2 separate regions of the Homo sapiens genome follow, and region 1 is linked to region 2. Evidence: read pairs that join two places in POLR2A ChIA-PET (ENCODE). Cell type or tissue: Panc1. All regions are shown on one strand. Region 1 overlaps QSER1 (glutamine and serine rich 1). Region 2 overlaps HIPK3 (homeodomain interacting protein kinase 3).

Region 1 (4,000 bases), 400 kb before region 2:
CGCACGTCTTTGGTCCCAGCTACTCAGAAGGCTGATGTGGGAGGATTGCTTGAGCCTGGAAGGTCACACCTAGGGTGAGTTATGATCACACCACTGCACTCCAGCCTGGGCAACAGAGCAAGTCCCTGTCTCAAAAAAGTATAAATTTAACTCTTACTAAAATTCTTGAGAGGCTCTTGATTCCCTTGAAGATAAAATGTGAGATCCTTATTTTGGTATATAATATTCCATAGTTTGGTTCCTGTCTACCTCATATCCCTGTTCTCCAATACAACCATGCTGAATTACTACAGTTCTAATGTGCCATCTTAGGGATATTTCTAGGTCTTCATATATGTGATTTTTATCTTCTTGGAACCTTCTTTTCTTTTGCTTTCCCTGGATAATTTCTCCTCTTCCTTTTTTTTTTTTTTTTTTTTTTTTTTTTTAAGATGGAGTCTTGCTTTGTCGCCCAGGCTGGAGTGCCGTGGCGCGATCTCGGCTCACTGCAAGCTCTGCCTCCTGGGTTCATGCCATTCTCCTGCCTCAGCCTCCCGAGTAGCTGGGACTACAGGTGCGCGCCACCATGCCCAGCTAATTTTTTGTATTTATTTTAGTAGAGACGAGGTTTCATCGTGTTAGCCAGGATGGTCTCGATCTCTTGACCTCATGATCCGCCCACCTTGGCCTCCCAAAGTGCTGGGATTACAGGTGCGAGCTACCGCACCCGGTCTTTCCTCGTCCTTTTAATACTCAGTTGTCATGTCCTAGAGGAAGTCTTCCCAGATTGTGTTATGTTTATTTACTTATGCTCTTTTATTTCTCTAGTTCCTAGCATAACACTTGGCAGTCAGTAAATGTCAGTTGTATAAATGCAGAACTTACCTTTAGGTGCAACAATAGTAGCATTGATTCAGCATTCATTATGCGCCAGTTGCTGGACTGTGCTAGTTGCTGCTGACCGTATGTGCTTTATTGTTTACTCTCACAACAACCTGATGAAGGTAGGTGTTACTATTACCCATATTTTACTGTTGAGGAAACGGAGACTTGGTTAAGTCTAACTAATTGTCTGTGTGGCTAGCCTCTAAGTCACAGAATTTATATAGAACTGGATTTGAATCCTGTGGCCTGTTTGCAGAGCTATGCTTTTATACAGCTGTTACACAGTTGTTTCAAAGTTCCCTCGTTTATTTTTTCAAATTCATGATAAATAATTTCTTAATAAGAGCTGATTATTCTTAGGCTACATGTTTTTGCTTTTAAATTATCAAACTGGATTAGCTAAAACAAAGATTTTAAAATATTTGGCATTTAGGTATGAATGGGATAGGTATATGCTAGAGTTCCACACAGATTTAATTCAGTGGACTTAGTGTTTATTTCTATTCGGATTTTATACCAAAGAATACTGTGTGCTAAATAAAGTAAAAATATTTATCTTAACTGAGAATATTAGAACTACAAAGAACATTAGGCTTTATAAGTAGGAAAACAAGTATTCTACAAGATTATGTACTTTGCTCAAAGTCTTGTAGCATTTATTTGCAGAATCAGGACTGGAATTTGGGGCTCCTAACTTCCAATCCAGAATGTTTATCTTTCTCAACTATGAAAAGCTGATATACCTAAAACTGTAACAATATTTTCAAAGCTTAAAGAGAATTCTATTTTTATTATATTCTAGGTATTTGTGACCAAATTATTTAACACAAAAAGAACAAAGTGATATGACTACTTAAGGCAAAATCATTTATTCAGTGCTTAAGTAACTTATTACTTGTGTGCAAGTACTGGCTTGTTTTCTCAGATTTAACATATTTCGTGAAACATTTGCTAATTGATTTTTAAACCTGGAATGTGTTTTATTTCTTAAGCATCATAAACATAAGAGTAGGCTACCCAAGGAGTAGGTTTATATGTTATTAATATCTGGGTATAAACCATAAGAGCATATATTTAAAAGCATTTTATCTTACAGTCATATACCATCTTCACTGCATGAGTGGACATTTTAGATGAATTTTTTGCCTCAGCTATATCTGCTTTAGAAATTAATTTTCTTTGTTATAGTGAAGTTGACTAAAAAATGGTCACACTTAAACAGTGTAGAGAGTGGTAATCTGATAACTAATCTTTGTTGGTTTGTTTCAATTTTTGTTGTTGTTGTTTTTTGTTTTGAGACAGTCTTGCTCTGTTCCCCAAGCTGAAGTGTAGCGGCCTGATCATGGCTCACTGTAGCCTTGACCTGCTGGGCTCAAGCCATCCTCCCACCTTAGCCCCCCTGAGTAGCTTGGACTACAGGTGCCACTATGCCCAGCTAATTATTTTTTGTAGAGAGTCTCACTGTGTTGCCCAGGCTGATCTTGAATTACTGGACTCAAACAATCCTCCAGCCTTGGCCTCCCAAAGTGCTGGGATTATGGGTGTGAGCCACTGCACCTGGCCTGTTTTGGTTATTTGAGAAAATTATAATTTTTTTTTAAAATGTGACAGTGACGGAAAGAAGATGATACTTCCCTTTGCAAAATTCTAACCTTCCTTGTCCTCAATTTCATACCTTACTCATGAGTGTGGGGAGGAGATAGAAGATTTGTTTTATGCTAGGGCTGGGAATATGAAGATTGAGACTTGGTTCATTCTCCTCTAGGATTTAGCTGAGGTAATACTTGGAGTTTGTAAGGTGATGGTAAAAGTTTACTATTCTCTCCCTACCACGACTACCCAGGGCTTGGGGATTAAGAAGGGCTATGCTGGGCCACAGTAGGTCCTATCTTACATAAATGTACCTATATTCAAAGACGAGTCTATACTGGTCCAAACGTGGAATTACAAATCAAGACCATGTTTTGAGGCATGCTTTTTCCTTTTAGGATTATAAAAAAGAAATTCTGGCTTTTGATTAAAAAATAAACAATCTCAACAGACCAGTACTATCAGATTATTATTGCTAAGATTAATACCTTCTGAAATTGATTTTAAAACCATAAAGCACAGATTTTTAAAAAACATTATTATATGGTATATGGAGATGGGCCAACCATAAAAGATTGAATACATGCATGACAGCAAGGCTTATCTAGAAACCACCTTCTTTTGGTAGTGTTGCGTAGTTCATGAAAAATTAAAAATGATCACTAAGGTTGGATGAATATAATTTTGTTTTTTTTTTTTTGAGATGGAGTTTCACTCTTGTTGCCTAGGCTGGAGTGCAATGGTGTGATCTCCAACTCCTGGGTTCAAGCAGTTCTCCTGCCTCAGCCTCCCGAGTAGCTGGGATTACAGGCATGCGCCACCACACCCGGCTAATTTTGTATTTTGAGTAGAGACAGGGTTTCTCTATGTTGGTCAGGCTGGTCTCCAACTCCCGACCTCAGGTGATCCGCCTGCCTCGGCCTCCCAAAATGCTGGGATTACGGGCATGAGCCACCGCGCTCGGCTGGATGAATATAATTTTTATTGATACAATTTACATGGATGAGTGACCATTTTAAATCGTACAATTCAATAATTTTTAGAATACTCACAAGGTTGTACAACCATCACCATTATCTAATTTCTAGAGCATTTTCATTACCTAATAAAGAACCACATACCCAGTAGCAGTCTTTTCCTAGTTTCCCCTCTCCCCAGACCCTAGCAAATGCAGTAATCTGTCTCCATGGATTTGCTTGTTTGGGACATTTCATATATAGCCATGCATCACCTGACAAAAGGGGTATGTTCAGAGAAATGTGTCGTTAGGTAATTATATCACTGTGCAAACATCTTAGGGTATACTTACACAAACCTAGATGGTGTAGACTGTACACACCTAGGCTATATGGTATGATCTGTCAATCCTAGGCTACAAACCTGTACAGGATCTTACTGCCCTGAATACTCTAGGCAGTTGTAACACAATGGTAAGTATTGGTGTATCTAAACACCCCTAAACATGGAAAAGGTACAGTAAAAATAAGGTATTGTAAGTTGTACATGTGGTCTGTTGATTGAAACATTGTTATGTTGGGCATGACTC
Region 2 (4,000 bases):
TTAAGTGGCCTTTCAATAAGGATATTTTTAACTGTGATATTTTTAGTCTAAGACACAAACTACATTTGAATGAGTATCTATTCTGAGCCTGTACTTTGATTACATTTCAACATGTAATCACAACATGGATAGTTGCGGTTATAGAGTCATAAAAACAATCTGCATGAAGGTCCAGTATTCTGTAGTGATGTTATTTCTTATTATATCGAAAACATTCATAACAAAAAATATTTGTAGAAGCGGTTGATCATCTGTTTTGAAATCTGTCTACCTTTCTAAGAATGTTGAGGGTTTGTTGCTTGTTTTAAAAAAGCACCATTCTGTGGGATATTGAAAAAGCTGCTTTAACCTGAAATAAACTCACTAGTAGTATTTTGACAGTCATCCTTCTGTTAAAGTTCCACTTGTGGAAATGCTGTTCTGTATTTTCATAAATTTTAGTTGCATTATGATTTGGAAGGAGTCTTGCAGGTACTCTAGTGTAAGTTCCCCTGTTATGCTAAAAGAGTCTCCTTTATGGTATCCTCTACACAGCGATAGAAGCTTGAAGGGACATCTCCAATATTTCTTTCCCCCTGAGGCAACACATTCCCACTTCAAATACATGTATTAGAAAATTGTTCCTGGCTGGGCATGGTGGCTCACACCTGTATTCCCAGAAATTTGGGAGGCTGAGGTAAGGGGATCACTTGAGGCCAGGAGTTCGAGACCAGCCTGGGCATGTAGCAAGACCATGTCTCTACAAAAAATAAAAACCATTAGCTGGGCATGGTGGTGCACGCCTGTAGTCCCAGCTACTTGGGATGCTGGAGGGAGGAGGATTGCCAGACCCTGGAGGTTGAGACTGCAGTGAGCTATGATTGCATCACTGCTCTCCAGCCTGGGCTATAGACAAGACCCCATCACAAAACAACAACAAAAAACCCAGAAAATTGTTCCTTATAATAAATAAAAATAAATAAGATTCACTTAAGATCTAATTTGATACTTATAGTAAGAAAACTAGTAAATTCCTTTGCAGTCTCAAAGACTGACAATTTTAAACATTAATCTTTTTTTATTATGTGTTTAATTAATTTTTTTTGAGACAGAGCCTTGCTCTGTTGCCCAGGCTGGTGCCATCTTGCTTGCTGCAACCTCCGCCTCCTAGGTTCAAGGAATTCTCATGCCTCAGCCTCCCTAATAGCTGGAATTACAGGTGTGCGCCACCATGCCTGACTAATTTTTGTATTTTTAGTAGAGATGGGGTTTTGCCGTATTGGCCAAGGCTGGTCTTGAACTCTTGACCTCAAGTGATCCTCCTGCCTCAGCCTCCCAAAGTGCTGGGATTACAGGCGTGAGCCACTGTGCCTGGCCCTATTTTTTTTTTTTTTTTTTTTGAGTCTTGCTCTGTTGCCCAGGCTGCAGTTCAGTGGCACAGTCTGAGCTCCCTGTAGTCTTGCTCAGGCTGTCCTCCCACCTCAGCTCCCCAAGTAGCTGGGACCACAGGCACACACCACCATGCTCAGCTAATATTTTTAAAAAATTGTTTTGTAGAGACGGAGTCTCCATATATTATCTGAGGTGGTCTTGACCTCCTGGCTCAAGTGATCCCTCCCAGCTTGGCCTCCCAAAGAGTTGGGATTACAGTCGTGAGCCACTGCACCTGGCCAGTCTTATTTTATAGTATGAGATGCTTGTTTTAGAAACAATAAAATATTGTGGAAATATATAGCATTTCCTACTCCTTGCCAGGTTGATTCCTCATTGATAATTGCTGATACAACTTAGGTGTGTATCCTTCTATTTGCTGTGCTTGTACAAACACTTGTTTATCTATGCCTGCATTTTATAACCACTTTAGGTCTTTGCTGTCTTTTGTTACAAGTATAGGGGTTTAACTTGTAAGAATTTGTTGAGTGCATGATGAATTGGTATCTGTGACTAATCACACCTACTGACTAGTAGATGGTCACATCCACTGTTGAGCTCATTTCCTAACTGCCTCTGTAAAAAGATGTTACAGTCGTCTTTAGGAACTCTGTGTCCCCCAAAATAAGAGCTTTGTTTTAACTAAGAGGTATTTTAGAGGATGTCTATGTATTTAATGTGAAAGATTTTTTATGGTTAAGATGAGTAAATGCTTAAATTATAGGAAGAGTTCAGTAAAATGTCTGCTAGAATTCTCTTAAATATGTTATATTTTACATTTCCTGATTAGTTTTAAAATCAAAGGTGATAGGTTTAAAGAAAAAGAGATTATTGAGAAATGCAGCATCTAAGTCTGAGCACTTCCATTAAGATAAAAGTCCAATAGTTTTTTTTCTTAAATTTTTTTTATTTTTATTTTTTATAGAGATGGGGGTCTCACTATGTTACCCAGGCTGGTTTCGGACTCCTGACCTCAAGCAGTCCTCCCATGTTGGCCACCCAAAGTGCTGGGATTATAGGCGTGAGTGAGCCACAGTGACTGGCCCAAAAGTCCAGTAGTTTTAGGGATCATAGGAATTATTTATTTTAAGGTGTAGTGGTTAAAAGCATGGATTTTGAGTTCTAACTATACCTCTTACTAGCTGTGTGACCTTAGGCAAGTTACTTACCCTTTGTCTGTTTCTTCATCTATTAAAAGTTTTTATATGAATATCAAATGGGTTAATACTCATGCTTAGAACATTGCTTGGTTCATAGTATTATGTTGGTACTTTATTACTGTTACTGTATATTTTAAAAAGGATTTATGTAGGATGAAAAGTTTGGTTTAAAAAATGCCAGCAAAATCTCTCTGTCTCTTCCCCTTTTCTTTTGATTGTCATAGAAATCTAAAGACCAGTTAATCATAAAAGGAACATAACAAATGTTTTCTCACGTTATATAACTATTAGAAAATATAAGTCAGTATTTTCCTGCTCTGTAGAAAATAAAATCAGAGGATATCTTTATTGAATTGCCAAAAATTACTTCTGGGCCAATTTCTAGGTTTTCTGTTCATTTGGTTTCCTGTGTTTCTTTGAATCAAAAGGTTTTATGATTTGAGATGAAATGGAATAGAGAAAGAGGCTTTAGAATCAGGGGTTTACATTTAAATTCCAGTCCCACCACTTTCTGAGTAACTTTGGGCAGTGTATTTGTTATCTGTTGCTGTGTGACAAACAATTCCAAAATTTGGTTGCTTCAGAAACAATGATTTATTATTTCTCATTCTGTGGATTGGCTGTACTCAACCCAGGGGTTCTTCTGTTTCATGTAGAACATTTTGTTTACCCACATTTTTGGTCTTGGGTAGAAGAACAATGCAGTAATCTGTTTTTAAAACATTTTCTTTAAATGAAATTATGCTCATGCCTGTAATCCCAGCACTTCGGGAGACCGAGGCAGGTGGGTCATGAGGTCAAGAGATCGAGACCATCCTGGCCAATATTGTGAAACCCCATCTCTACTAAAAATACAAAAAATTAGCTGGGTGTGATGGCAGGCACCTGTAATCCCAGCTACTTGGGAGGCTGAGGCAGGAGAATTGCTTGAACCCAGGAGGCGGAGGTTGCAGTGAGCCGAGATTGTGCCATTGCACTCCAGCCTGGGCAAAAAGAGCGAAACTCCATCTCAAAAAAAAAAAAAAAGTCATGATACCTGGCACATTGTTAAAGCTCAGTAAATAGTATTTTTTTAAATTTTGTAGTGATAAAACAGTTGTCCCCAATGCAAAATGGCTATGTAAGAGTCCATTGGTTCATACTTGTTCAGCTCTTATTGGTGATGTTTAACAACATTTTCTTTGTTTTCCTGAATGAATGATGTATGCTATTAGCTTTTGTTGGTTGATCAATTCATTGAACAAATAATGAAGTGTTTTATGTGTTGGGAATATAGCATTAAAAGAATTAAAGTTCTTGCCCCCATGGAATTTATGTTCTAGTGGGGGCAGAGAGGAAATAGATAATAAGCCAACATATTTATCAGTTAATGACAAGTGCTATAGAGAACAGTCAAGCAAGATAAAGGAAGAAAGGCAAGTGCCATGTGT

What was found. Peaks named below come from ENCODE experiments on the same cell type or tissue, not always from the same donor. Only the 100,000 strongest peaks of a DNase experiment are listed, where the experiment ranks them.
Region 1: POLR2A ChIA-PET joins it to region 2 with 7 read pairs; 2 of 35 experiments call an interaction of 5 or more read pairs at or near these places.

Annotation. Positions count from the first base shown.
Region 1 is chr11:32,912,781-32,916,780 of GRCh38, forward strand. All of the region lies in intron 1 of QSER1 (glutamine and serine rich 1), which reads left to right. Among named protein-coding and RNA genes, the nearest start is that of QSER1, 22 kb to the left of the region's middle. In Panc1, no CTCF peak of the experiment used is centred here; no DNase peak of the experiment used is centred here.
Region 2 is chr11:33,315,916-33,319,915 of GRCh38, forward strand. All of the region lies in intron 2 of HIPK3 (homeodomain interacting protein kinase 3), which reads left to right. Among named protein-coding and RNA genes, the nearest start is that of KIAA1549L, 58 kb to the right of the region's middle. In Panc1, no CTCF peak of the experiment used is centred here; a DNase peak (open chromatin) is centred at 1,947.